Linked DNA regions of Homo sapiens: regions 1 and 2 are each linked to region 3. The links are chromatin contacts, found by Hi-C or POLR2A ChIA-PET in ENCODE. All regions are on one chromosome and are shown on one strand. The core of a region is the stretch at or near the end of the contact, and the rest is flanking DNA. Distances in the headings are between cores, read along the strand shown. Region 1 holds the start of GOLGA8A (golgin A8 family member A). Region 2 holds the start of LPCAT4 (lysophosphatidylcholine acyltransferase 4). Region 3 holds the start of ZNF770 (zinc finger protein 770).

Region 1 (4,366 bases), core at 302-2,801, 550 kb after region 3:
TTCTCAACTCCAGCAACAGATACTACCTTTTGTTAGGCCAGTTTAATCTATCTAGAGGGAACTGCTTCCAAACAGGGACAGGTTGAGTATCTCTTAATCAAAATGCTTGGGACCTGAAAAATCCAAAATTGTGAATTTTTTTGAATTTTGGAGTATTTGCATATACATAATGAGAGATCTTGGGATGGGACCCAAGTCTAAACACAAAATTTATTTACATGTAGCCTCATGTTAATTTTAATTTTCTCTTGAAAGCACTGAATAAACTATGTGTTGTGTACCTGTGCTTTGGCTATGATACATTGCATGAGGTCAGGTGTAGAATTTTGTACTTGAGGCATCATATGGGCACCCAAAAAATTTCGAATTTGGGAGAGTTTTGGATTTCAGATTAAGGATGCTCATCCTTTGCCGGAATTCTACAGAAACTCAACCATACTTTTATTACTACCTTGGTGCAAAAGCAATTGCAATTTTTGGCAATGGCGAATACTGTAATTGTTTTTGTACTAACCTAATAACTACGGTTTTTATTATCCTCCTCCTTTGACATACAGAGAATATATTATTCTTCTGATATCATCTTCCATATGGCCCAAATATTTAGGAATTTCACATGATCATTTTTCTCAAAGCAAATGCATTTGTGGCCAAATTTTACAGTTATTACATAGCTAGCATGTTAACCTTGATATTATGTCACGTTTCAAATTTTGTTCCCTCTGATTTTAAACTGAATTGAGAAAAAAATAAACTTGGCTCTCTAGAAACGCAAAGAGTAAATGAGAAGTAATATGATATCGCACACTTAAAATATTTTAAAGCAGGCTTCTACTGTTACTGTTATTTTTTAGCACAAACCAAAAGTGACCATTTTCTTTGAATAAATAATAAAATTTTATATTTTAATAACATTGGCAAGCATTTTCTCATTTAAATATCTCAATTTTTAATGGAAAGTATTTCGTTTTATATAAGAGAAAAATATAAAAGGATCATGTGAGTTTATGAAAACGTCACAGATAGTGTATGATATGTTTTATGTTTATGTTTCATACTCCAAACCCAGTGGCTTTTGTGTTCAAAAACGACATTTGATTAGCAAGAGGAAATGGCCATTTTACTATTACTTATCTGGAATGGTAGCATATTCCAGATAAGTAAAGGAGAATCAGCCCCATCTTTAATACTGCCAACTGGATTTGTGTCATAAAGAGAAATTAGGGGACTAAAAAGGAAACATATAAGCCTTGTCTTTCCAGATTGGAGATGGATAAGTATATAAGGACTGACATACTATTGCTTTACAACAGTTTTCCCAGGACAAATTGAGACACCAGAAGCCAGCATATAGGTTGTGACTGATCTATTCAAATTGTTCCTAATAATGGCATCAGGGTTTTTTAAAAAAAAATTTTGTCATGCTTTAAGTTCTGGGATACACGTGCAAAACGTGCACGTTTGTCACCTAGGTATGCAGCTCAGTGCGCGTGCGCCATGTGGCGCGGCCCTGCGGGCTTTCCGTACTCCGCTCGCGGTAGGCTCCCGCCGCTATTCAGCTGTCGGGCTAATCAGCAGTCGAGGTGTGCGGCTAGGCGCGAGCTCTGCGGGAGCTCAGCCCCCGGGAGAGACCCGGCAGCGGCGCGGCGAGGACGGCGGCGCGGCGAGGACGGCGGCGCGGCGAGGACGGCGGCGCGGCGAGGACGGCGGCGCGGCGAGGACGGCGGCGCGGCGAGGACGGCGGCGCGGCGAGGACGGCGGCGCGGCGAGGACGGCGGCGCGGCGAGGACGGCGGCGCGGCGAGGACGGCGGCGCGGCGAGGACGGCGGCGCGGCGAGGACGGCGGCGCGGCGAGGACGGCGGCGCGGCGAGGACGGCGGCGCGGCGAGGACGGCGGCGCGGCGAGGACGGCGGCGCGGCGAGGACGGCGGCGGACCGGGGCAGCCCCGCGCCCTGGCCAGGTAAGCTGGGGAACCTCGGCTGCCTGACTCGCTGGCGGCGGCAGCCTTGGGCCGCCCGCGGCGCCGCGGGGACCCGGACGCGTGGGGGGCGGCGCGTAAGCTGCGGGCCAAGAGCTCCCGAGCGCTGCCCCCCGGACTCGGCGGGGCTGCGGGGAGGCCGCCGCTGGGATCTAGGGGTGCAGCCCGGCGGCCTTACGCCTCTCGGACCGGCCCATCCTCCTCCCACGATGGGCGGGCGGGTGCGGCGGGGACTAGGCGATGGCTTTCGCATCCCGGGAGGGGCTCACCGCGGCGAGGGGCCACTCTCGGCGCCGGCAAGTGGCGCTGTCTGGCGGGGCCGCCCGCTCGCGTCTCGCCGGGCTGGTCGGGCCGCTGGTGCGTTCCGCTGCCCGGCTTGGCGCCGGCATCAAGTCCCCGTGCCGGGCGGCAACTACTGAGTTTGGGATCGCCTCTGGGTTCACTTCCCTGGGAGAACTCGAGCCCGGATCTTCGCCCCTTCCCTTTCCCTGTATAATAAGGCCCAGAGGGAAAAACTCAAAAACCCCACACCTTGTTGCCCCTGGGCTGCAGGCGCCGGGTTGGGGGCACGGTGCGGACCTGCGCCTCTGCAGGGCCCCTTCTCCACGCCAGGCACTGCCTGGCAAGGCTGCTGGAGGGAGATCTGGCCGCAGATGGTGAAGGAGAACATCGAGGCCCCCGGTCCCCAAGCAGGGCTCCATGGGTCGGGCGGCGGGCCTTGGTAAGCCCAGGCTAGGGGCGAACTTCCTTTTCTCCGGGCCGACGCGGAGGGAGGGTGCGGGGAACGCCCGCGGAGGGGCCTGTCCTGCAGCACCCCAGTGGAGAGCAGAGCCTTAGAGGGGCCTGCTAGTCTTAACTTAGTATTTACTGGCAGAAGAAAGGCTTACTTTTTCAGATCTCTTCAGATAACGACCTGGCAGGCACCAGACGTAAATCTGTGGTTGAGTGCAGTCAGCTCCTAAACAGGCATGCGGTGGAGGAAGCGCCCCAAACTTGGCATCTTGTGTCTGGCACTTTGTTTTTGGGCTAAACTGCCTCTGGCGTCTTCAGCCTTCTGTGCCTCTTTGTTTTTGTTTGTTTTTCTATTTTCCTTCCTGTTTCAGAAAGGACAGTGGTTTTAGAAGTAATGACCTGAGAGCTTTGCAGGTTGAAGTGGGACAAGTTTTCCTAAGGTGCAGGTTGGCAGGTGCCAGGAGCCTGCCGGTGGCTTTTTCTCAGGCCTCTGGGTCAGGGTCCCTCCAGTGAGGTGAGGCAGGGGTTTCTCCCCTCCCAGAGGTGTGGCCACTACGCAGGGGGACAGGAACTGGGTTTCCCAGTCCGGGGAGTCCAGGATGCCCTGCACTCTGCGCTGATTCCTGGGTGACCGTGGGGGCTGCCTTCCCCCACAGCCTGGGCTGGAGAGGGTCTCCTGAGCTTAGGATCCGCGGGGCAGGAGGGCTGGGGTGACAAGGACACGTGGAACCTGCTGGGGCTCCGGGCAGTGTCCAGGGCGTGAGTAGATAAAGCTGGAGCTCGTAGCTGTGTGCTGGCAGCCCTCGGTGGGCTCTAGCAGTACTGGCAGGGGGGCCCTTGGAGTGGGCTCCCTCTCTGGGCTGGGACTGGGTGATGGCAGTAGCAATGGGGCACGAAGTCTTCCCTCTCATTTGTTAGGAAGTGTGGTCTGTGCTCCTCCCCACTGTCTGGCTCTTGGGCTGGGAGAAGCTGCAGGCTGAGTCCCACGGGGTGTGAGTGTGTGTGAGCAGGAGTGGGTGCTGGAAGGAGGTAAAGCTGGTGACCATCAGCTCCTCATTCTCTTGCACCTTGCATGTTTTCTCTGACACCGCAGACCCAAGTTGTGGCTTGCTGGTTAACTTGTTTACATAACCTTCTTAAGTAACTCTAAACTTTAAAAAAAAAAATGTTTTACAGGAATAATCGGTGGAGATGGATTGTGAAATGGAGGTGCATAAATATCCAGTTTGCCAACCGAGCTAAGAAATGCTGGATAAAAGTAAAAGGTAATTGTAAAAGACACTGATCACACCCCTGGAAGCTTAGAGATGGGATAAGACACTTTGATTTTTCCTAGACAAAACTGAGGAAGTCAGAGGAAAAACAGTTGATGGTGAGATTGGCATCAGGCTGGGCTTTGTTTGGATTGGGCCGCGGTGGCTGCAGTGAGGGCTGTTGGAGTGGGGAGAGTGGGGGTTGAGCCTGGCTGCAGAGGCCCCCTCCAGGCCTCAGCTCCTCTCCGGCACTCCTCCGTGTCCTCTGCCATGCATACCTGCCCCGGTGACTTAATAGGTGAGGGCCTCAGGTGACACCGTCGTCTGAAGTCTTGGAGAAACCTTTACTGTCCAGGGGAGGAGAGGACTGGCGGTCGGTGGGGATCGAGGCCCAGCACACAT
Region 2 (4,397 bases), core at 1,898-4,397, 620 kb after region 3:
GGATGCTTTCATGACTCATTCATAGAAATGAACTTCTTAGTTCATCCTGGATGACTGACACCGGCAAATATTTGATTATCAAAACTCTACCCCTGTAGTTGGGTTTTCATAGTATTTATTGCTCTTGAAGAGCACCAAAAATTTTCATTCTGAATTTGATGTATTTTGAGATGACTGTTCAGAAAGCCTGCAAAGCTGTCTTTTGTGGGGGAGATCTGCATCTGCAGAGAATCTGCATCGATGCAGAAAGGCTTTCTCTGGTGCTCTCCCTTGTCCAGATTTAGGAAAGATTAACTGAGAGTCTGACATCTTAAAAGGTCTAACAGAAACCTTTACCACCTATTCCTTCTAAAGGCTACTGTCTGTGAGATTTCATTTGTTCACCAAGACCGTCTTTGCTGGCCAGGCCTCTTCTTCTCCCCCTCCCATAACCTGTCTTGCCACCATAACCTGTTTTGCCCAGATGCAAGCTCTCATTCTTTCTGTAACCTCAAGGTGGTATAAAAGCAACCATTGGGCATTTCTTTGAGTTTTTATATTTTGTATGACTCCCACACACATGCGTGCATCAAATAAAATTTGTAGGAGACCGGACCCAGTGGCTCACACCTGTAATCCCAGCACTTTGGGAGGCCGAGGCGGGCGGATCACCTGAGGTCAGGAGTTCAAGACCAGCCTGCCTAACATGGCGAAACTCTGTCTCTACTAGAAATACCAAAAAAAAAAAAAAAAAATTAGCCAGGCATGGCGACGTGCACCTGCAGTCCCAGCTACTCAGGAGGCTGAGGCAGGAGAATCGCGTGACCCGGGAAGTGGAGGTTGCAGTGAGCTGAGATCGTGCCACTGCACTCCAGCCTGAGCGACAGAGCGAGACTCCGTCTCAAAAAAAAAAAAAAAAAAAAAAATGCGTAGGCCTCTTTTCCCTTTAATCTATGTAATCAGTTTGTTTTATAGACTCAAATTATCAAACATTCAAGGGAAAAATTTAAACTTCCCTACACTCTCATCTTTCCCTGTCTCCCACCTTATGAACATTATCTTAGTCCTTAAACCTCCTTCTAGGCTGGGCGTGGTGGCTCACGCCTGTAATCCCAGCACTTTGGCAGAGGCAAGTGGATCACCTGAGGTCATGAGTTCGAAACCAGCCTGGCCAACATGGTGAAACCCCATCTCTACTAAAAATACAAAAAAAAAAAAAAAAAAAATTAGCCAGGCATGGTGGCAGGCACCTGTAATCCCAGCTGCTCAGGTGGCTGAGGCAGGAGAATCGCTTGACCCGGGAGGCGGAGGATACAGTGAACCGAGATTGTGCCATTGCACTCCAGCCTGTGCAACAAAAGTGAAACTCCATCTCAAAAAGAAAAAAAAAAAACCGCCAGGTGCGGTGGCTCACGCCTGTAATCCCAGCACTTTGGGAGGCTGAGGCGAGTGGATCATGAGGTGAGGAGTTCGAGACCAGCCTAACCAATATGATGAAACCCCGTCTCTACTAAAAATACAAAAATTAGCCGGGTGTGGTGGTGCCCGCCTATAATCCTAGCTACTCAGGAGGCTGAGGCAGGAGAATTGCTTGGAGCCGGGAGACGGAGGTTGCAGCGAGCTGAGATCACGCCATTGCACTCCAGCCTGGGCAACAGAGCAAGAGCGCGACTCCGTCCCAAAACAACAACAACAAAAGACAAACACACACACACACACACACACACACACACACACACACACACACACAAACTTCTCCCCAAAGGCAAGGCAAGGGAGACTAATACATGCAGTTGTACTTTCTCGGTTCTGGTGAGAAAGCTGAAATCATCTGCTTAAAAAAAAAAGGTTTGGGTTGTACATGGCGGCTCACTACCTGTAGTCCCAACAGTTTGGAAGGCCGAGGTGGGAGGCTCACTTGAGGCTAGGAGTTCGAGACCAGCCTGGGCAATATAGCGAGACCCTATCTATACAAAAATAAAATGTGGAAATGATGTATTTGTGTTGGGACCTCTGTGTTATATACAAAAACATCCCAGTGCAGCTCCTTGGTCTCAGTAGGATGCATGAGCCTTCAACCCTCTCAGCCTGGGCTCAGAAAATTTCCTGGAGCAGATTAATTTGGAGTTTGGTTTAAAGGAGAAGCCAGTGGCGGCAAACACTCTTGGTTATGAGAGGTCTCTTTTTCTTTCACTTTCTTCCTTCAGCTCCCCTAACTGCCATGCAATGGGCAGAAGACATAAAGTGAACTTAAGGCGTATTCTTTCCTCAAGCAATGAGACTCTTACCCCTTTTGTCATGGCAATGGATCTCAGAGTCCACTTAATTCCCTGGTCCCTGATCTCAAACGATGGCCTGAGGCTAAACAATTTGTTTTCTAGGGTAGCTTGGAGCTTGTGGGTGAGGGGAATTACTACTGTGTCCTCTGCGTTCACCCAGAGAGTGACAGAGATCAGGAACCACTGCCTCTCCCCTGCCAGACCTTGTCGGGCTCATGGGAAGCACATGCGTCAGTGTACTAGGGATTCCTGGCGCCTCAAGGGTTCAAGCAACCCTCACACCAGTAAAGGCGGCCCTGCCTAGCACAGGCAGGACGCGGAGGTGGAGAGTTGCGGGGCGCCATGCAGCCGCCAGAGGACGCAAGTGCCTCAAGTCCCCGCGCGATGGCGCCCCACGGACCGGGAAGGAAAGGTGGTCCGCCTGCGAGGAGGCGCGGACCGGGCCAAGGAGCCCATAGGAAGAGCGGGGCGCCGCCTCACCCGCGAGCTGCCGGCCTCTGCATCCGGCCCACCTGTCCCTCCCTGCCTACCAACCCAAGAGCCTCACCCCGATCTGCGCTTGCTGGGTGACCTCGACGCCCGGGCGGGGACAGAGGGCGCTCTGAGCTCTGCGCTCAGCTCCCAGACCCACTCCCACTCCGAGGCGGAGGCCAGGTCTTCAGAGAGGAACGACGGAGGCGCAGAAGCCCAGGGGCAGCCCGCTCCAGCCCTGGCAGCCGCGGAACAATGGCCCGAGCGGCTGCGGGCGCCGCGGCGGGCGCGGAGGAGCAGGGGCGCCAGGGCGCTGGAAGCCCCGCCCCTCGGCCGGCGCCCTGACAACGCGGGCGGGCTGGGCTGCGCCGCCTGCTCCCCGCCCCTCGGCCGCCTGCACCGGGCGGGGCCCGGGCCAGAGCGCCGCCGCCGCCGCTGCTGCAGCAGCAGCTGCTCTGCAGAGTGGTGGCCGGGGCCAGGGCCGGGGTGCCCTCCCTCCCACCTTCTCCCGCCATGAGCCAGGGAAGTCCGGGGGACTGGGCCCCCCTAGATCCCACCCCCGGACCCCCAGCATCCCCCAACCCCTTCGTGCATGAGTTACATCTCTCTCGCCTCCAGAGGGTTAAGGTAATGTGTGGGGAGCGGGCGTCGGAAGGACCCGTGAGGATAGGAAAATGGGGCCATTTGAGCCCTGGCAAAGGTGGGCTTGGGGATCCACGAGAAGGAGATGGCTGAGAGGCTTGCGGAGCGGGAGTCCGGGGGTGCGCACGTGGGGGCGGCCGCGGTTGGGCAAGGAGTCCTGGAGAGGACGCTGCGGGCTTGGGCGATAGACAAGCTCGAAGATGTGGAAAAACTGAGTAGGTGGGGATGGAGGGCTGCAGGGGACCCTGGGGTTGGAGAGATGAAGGACGCTGGGGAATGCGGATTACATTCTGCAGAGCCTGATGGCTAGGATGGAGTTAGAGTCTACGGGAAGCCGGGGGTGGGGGCGGGGGCGGGGGCGTGCCGAGTATTCCTCCGAGGCATGACTTAGAGGGAAGACGTTTCTGGGCCGGGAGCCTGCGACCCTGTGCCCTTCCTACACTCCCTCTTCCCACTCCCTCCAACCCCCCTCCACCCCGCACTGCAGCACCTCCCGGTGGGGGCAGGGAGGCTGAGAGGGAGGTTGGCTACAGGAAGTGGAGGGCCGCGCCAGCCTAGGGGAGCTGGGAGGTGGTGTGGGGAGGGAGTGTCCAAGGTTTCTGCTGTCATCACCTCCCCGGAGGCAGGCTCCAGGGGCTAGGTTTGCTTACCTGCTTCTTCCCCAAGGCAGCCTATGGAGTCATCCTGGCTCCTGGCAGCCTCTCTCCCTTGCAGAGTGGGGCCGAGCTCTTGTCTCCCATATCCCCCGGTACTCTAAGATTGCTGTTGAGCAGTGTCAGAAAATGACCTCGGGTCTGAAAACTGGACCTCTGGCTGTTTACAGCCCTCTGCCTCCTAGGCCCAAAGTGGAAAGATCTGTGCACCTGGTTTCTGTTGGGCATAGGAGCTATTTATGGAATAAGATGTGGGGGAGGAGGACCTGTCTCTAACCTACTGTACATCAAGCACAGCGCCCTGCACTTTCGCATGCATTCTTATTAAATCCTCTAAGTGCTAGATGCTTTTTATGGCTTTCGGTTTTATAAA
Region 3 (4,373 bases), core at 1,860-4,359:
TGGGAGGCCGAGGCAGATGAATCACCTGAGATCAGGAGTTCAAGACCAGCCTGGCCAACATGGTGCTAAAAATGCGAAATACTAAAAATGCGAAAATTAGCCGGGCATGGTGGCAGGCACCTACAGTCCCAGCTACTTGGGAGGCTGAGGCAGGAGCATCACTTGAACCTGGGAGGCAGAGGTTGCAGTGAGCTGAGATCGTGCCAATGCACTGCAGCCTGAGTGACAGAGCAAGACTCTGTATTAAAAAAAAAAAAAATCACAGAACTTCTCATTAAGGCCATCTCTGGCCATCTACTAAAATGCCAGCATCCCCACCCACACCCTCAAATCTTCACAGCCCTCTTCTGTGCTTTTCTCCTCAGTTCTTACTAATATTTAACATATTATATATTTTAACTTATTTGATCTGTTGTCTGTCTCCTTCAGTAGAATATAAAATCTATGAAGACATGGATTTTTGACTTTTTGTCTGCTACTCTGTCCCCCTTGCCTAGAACAGGACTTGATACACAGCGAGTGCTTAATATATGCAGAACGGATGGATGGATAGATGGCTGATTGAAGCTGCAGCTCAGGGACCATCTGTACCTGGAACCTCCAAGCAGATTTAGATGTTCTTTCCTCCTATATATATCTGCTCTTATCATATTGTATTAATACTTGTTTGTATGTTATTTTCCCCTCTGGGCTAGAAACTAATTTAAGGTTCAGGGCCTAACTGCTTCATCTTTATATAATTGGAAGTGAATATTTAGAGCTTGGTACCTGATATGTCTTTTCTTCTTTTTCTTTTTTTGAAACAGAGTCTCGCTCTGTCGCCCAGGCTAGAGTGCAGTGGCACATCTTTTCTATTTTTATTATTATTTATTTAAGACAGAGTCTTGCTCTGTCATCCAGGCTGGAGTGCAGTGGCATGAACACGGCTCACTACAGCCTTTAACTCCTGGGCTAGAGCAATCCTCCCACCTCAGCCTCCTGAGTAGCTGGGACTACAGGCACGTGCCACCACGCCCGGCTAATTTTTGTATTTTTAGTAGAGACAGGGTTTCACAATGTTGGCCAGGCTGGTCTCGAACTCCTGACCCATGATCTACCCGCCTCGGCCTCCCTAAGTGCTGGGATTACAGGTGTGAGCCACCGCGCCCAGCCTAGGTTAAATAACTTCTAAGGACACAACTAGTAAGCTGCAGCATTAAGATACTAATTCAAACGTATGTCATGCACCCCCTTTATTTTTCATTCTCATACTATCTTTTCTTCACCCTGCCACCTCTGCCCTACCATGTTCTGTCCTGCCCCCACATTTTTTATTTATTCATAGTCTACCCACTACTGCTAGTTCAAATTTCACATATTCAATGAAATCTTCCTTGATTACTCTTATTCATGTTAATTTCTCTTTTTTTTCCAGAAGGCTCCTGAGATAGCTCTCACGGTAAATGGGGGAGGTTATGACATGGGGCATGTGGCCTTGGAGAATAGCCTATTCAAGTCCTAACTGCTTTCACACTCAATATATATTCAGACTCTCCATGCAAAGGCCAATTTGTTTTGCAGGTAATGGATAAAGAACGAATCTCACCCTCCAGTGGTCCCCAATTTCAGGTAGTGTTTTCTCATGATATGGATGTATCTCCTAAGGCTGATGTGGCTGATGATGGATGCAATTGTTTGCATTATTTGGCTGAGTTAAGTTTCCCAGGAGTAGCTGCAGAATGGAGCAGATTTACAAGGGTTATCCGGACAAACAGCATCCCCACTTTGGGACTAGCATTTAGGACACCAGAAGTCTTTCCTTTCCCTTCTCCACCCCTGCTTCTGTTGGAAGCAGACTTCAACCCCTCCCAAATCTGACTCCTTCAGGGTTCCTACATGAGAAGCAAAAGCTCATTTCCTATTCGCCATTTCCTCATGCTAACACATCCAAAACAGAGAATTTTTGTTGGCTCAGCTGCTTTAATTTTTTTGGTAGAGGAAAATATATCAACATTAGAAACCATTGATTTTTGTTGCTGATGGTCCTTAGAAAGTAATGCAAAAAGTTGCTTAGAGTTAAAAAAGTATGCCTGATAATCTGCTTTCATTTCCTCCTTTCTCAAGGTGATACAATTACAATCAGAACCTGCAAAAAATCCACAGTAAATTCTTCTCTAATGCCTTTTGCACTTAAAATCTTTAGTAGATACCTTAGCATCTTATTCAGTAATAACATGCCAACTTAGTCTGTAACTAAATATTTGGTCTTCAATTGTGACTACATAAAATGCTGAAATATCTATAACTTGGGAAGCAGCAGTTATAAATGCAGGTCTGGTATTAGACAACCTGTGTTCAAATCGCACCTCTATCGTTTATTAACTGTGTGACATTAAGTTCCTTAACGTCTCTGATAGCCTCATTTTCCTCATCTTAAAATGGGATCCTATCATTTCATAAAGTTGTATTCTATATGAGTAATTAATAATGATAATAGTTCTTTGAAGGCCTACTACACTAGGAATTATGTTGAGCACTTCACACTCATTTTATCTAATTGTGAGAACAGGGCTTCGTACACTGTAGACAACCAAAACATACTGAATGATTGAGGCGGGGCTAATGAGGTCCGCAGCTGGCACGCCATTAGAGGAGTCGCGAGTGGAGCTCAGTCATGTCTGCCCACAAAGCGCCTGCGCTTGACCTCTACGTTATATTTACTTTGGCAATGTACAAAGTGGTGAGGACAGTCCTAGCCCGGAGGGCCCCTAACACATTGTCGTCTTCTTATCCTCGGCCCTCTGCGTTAGAGAGGGCTGCCCCGAATCGGCTTTGAACGCTGACTCGCCCTTTTCCAGTCGGCCCTTGAGCCCACTAGTCAGGGCTACAGCGTTTTCCTAACCGAGGTTCAGAGGTGAGATGGAAAATGTACCCGTCTTTATTCTGTTCTCTCCCCTGCAATGACAGGGTGAATGGCGGTGGGGTTGGGGGCACGTCTCCAGAGTCCCAGTCCGCTCGGGACCCGCGGACCGCCCGGAGGCGACAACGGCCCTGAAATTGGGGGGAGCTTGTTTCCAGCCGGACTGTGTCCCTGGGCGCGCCAGAGCGCCGCGCCTGCGCGCTCAGCCCGTTGCCGCGCCGGCCCTGCGGACGTGCGCGCGCTGCCTTCGCGGCACCTGGGCCTGAGGTGCGTGCCTCCCGGGCCCTCGCCAGCTCCAGATGCGTGAGGAGGACTTCAGAAACCCGACTGAGAAGTGGAGCGACCCCCAGGGAGGGTCGGACCTGCCTCAATACCGCCAAGGTGCCTGGGGACCCAAGAACGGGGGCTCCACAACCTCAGTTCCTGAGCTCCTTTTGCTTTCTCACTTCCCCACCTATTGAGTGCGTCTCACGCGGAGCAGAAATTTGAGAGGAAGGCGTAGAGGGATTTTTTTTTGTTGTTGCTGTGGGTTGTATCACATGTGGCGTTTTCATCCTGGCTGCAGCCAAAGCAGTTTTTACCCTTACCCTTCCTTTCCTGGCGTGGGATTTTGTGGTTTCTGGACTCGGCTCGACCATTACGTGCTTATTATTGGTTGTGGGCCTTTAGAACGAGGACTGTGTGTCAGTGTCCTTTGTCCAGTGTAGTCCACTGGGAGGGAGAGGTGAGGGTTCAAGGCCAAGAGAATGGGCCCGGGGCGAGTGGGGCAGAAGCAGCCGCCGGAGATTATTCCCCAACTGAAAGTTGTGTGTGTTTCTCTTAGGTCTTTCATTTCTTGTTCGCTTACTTTCGTGAAATCCTCACATCGTTTTAATGGTACTAGTCAAGACAAGAAAATCAACAGGCTTTCAGCCTTGAGGCAACATTGGATATTATTGAGGTCAGTTTTTACAGTTTTTACAGTCTTCACGTAGAGTATCTTGTTCTTGTCAGGATAAATTCTGGATTGAACCACTGAGCAGATCTACTATTCTTTTATTTCAGTTTAAGATAAGAAAAATTACAGTCTTTTTTATTTTTATGTTATCAACAAAAATCGGTTGAAATGGGATTTGGAGCTCCATGAGTGCGTGAGGTGAGGATCCCTAACCTGACTCTCATAAACAGGAGATAGGATCACCACTTGCCACTAATGGTTCTAACAATCTAGGGCTCCCAGTAAGTGCTTTTCCACGTGGTGGGAGGCAAGTGACAACAGTTATCCAATCTTAGTGCTAACAATGGATGATTAACCGTAGCTCCTTTTTGGTACAGGAGCTGTAGGTAGCCAATCCCTGTTTTAATCAGAGGTAGTTGTGGTGTGTGATTTTTTTCTTTTAGGCGTGTTCCACGAAAGCATTTATTAAAGGGAAGAAGAAACATACAAAAGGAATTGAATCTGGCTTTATACCAAAATCCTGTGTGATCATTCAGT

The links. A loop is a pair of places that touch in the nucleus more often than their neighbours do. ChIA-PET counts read pairs that join two places held with the same protein, here RNA polymerase II (POLR2A). Pooled maps may share reads with other maps.
Region 1: a loop to region 3 is called in a map of B cell, with 32 times the contacts of the local background. The contact joins the promoter of GOLGA8A here to the promoter of ZNF770 in region 3. A Hi-C loop is called at or near these places in 2 of 168 maps with a recorded cell type or tissue (B cell and naive thymus-derived CD4-positive, alpha-beta T cell) and 5 of 50 pooled maps. POLR2A ChIA-PET finds 5 or more read pairs at or near these places in 1 of 52 experiments (PC-9).
Region 2: a loop to region 3 is called in a map of B cell, with 13 times the contacts of the local background. The contact joins the promoter of LPCAT4 here to the promoter of ZNF770 in region 3. A Hi-C loop is called at or near these places in 4 of 168 maps with a recorded cell type or tissue (B cell, CD4-positive, alpha-beta memory T cell, CD8-positive, alpha-beta T cell and 1 more), 5 of 37 single-sample maps with no recorded cell type and 16 of 50 pooled maps. POLR2A ChIA-PET finds 5 or more read pairs at or near these places in 5 of 52 experiments (BJ, CD4-positive, alpha-beta memory T cell, activated B cell and 2 more).

Annotation. Positions count from the first base shown.
Region 1 is chr15:34,434,993-34,439,358 of GRCh38, reverse strand. GOLGA8A (golgin A8 family member A) reads left to right here and starts at 1,551. Exons shown (of 25, transcript NM_181077.5): 1 at 1,551-1,961; 2 at 3,888-3,976. RefSeq lists silencers at 1,636-1,705, 1,948-2,157.
Region 2 is chr15:34,365,946-34,370,342 of GRCh38, reverse strand. LPCAT4 (lysophosphatidylcholine acyltransferase 4) reads left to right here and starts at 3,147. Exons shown (of 14, transcript NM_153613.3): 1 at 3,147-3,356. The coding sequence starts at 3,243. RefSeq lists enhancers at 588-647, 2,103-2,392, 1,992-2,987 and silencers at 2,763-2,812, 2,943-3,402, 3,523-3,572, 3,653-3,742.
Region 3 is chr15:34,987,023-34,991,395 of GRCh38, reverse strand. It overlaps ZNF770 (zinc finger protein 770), which reads left to right and starts at 3,109. Exons shown (of 3, transcript NM_014106.4): 1 at 3,109-3,280; 2 at 3,723-3,839. LOC105370764 (a long non-coding RNA gene) reads right to left here and starts at 3,038. Exons shown (of 5, transcript NR_188212.1): 1 at 2,912-3,038; 2 at 1,586-1,711. RefSeq lists an enhancer at 2,925-3,014.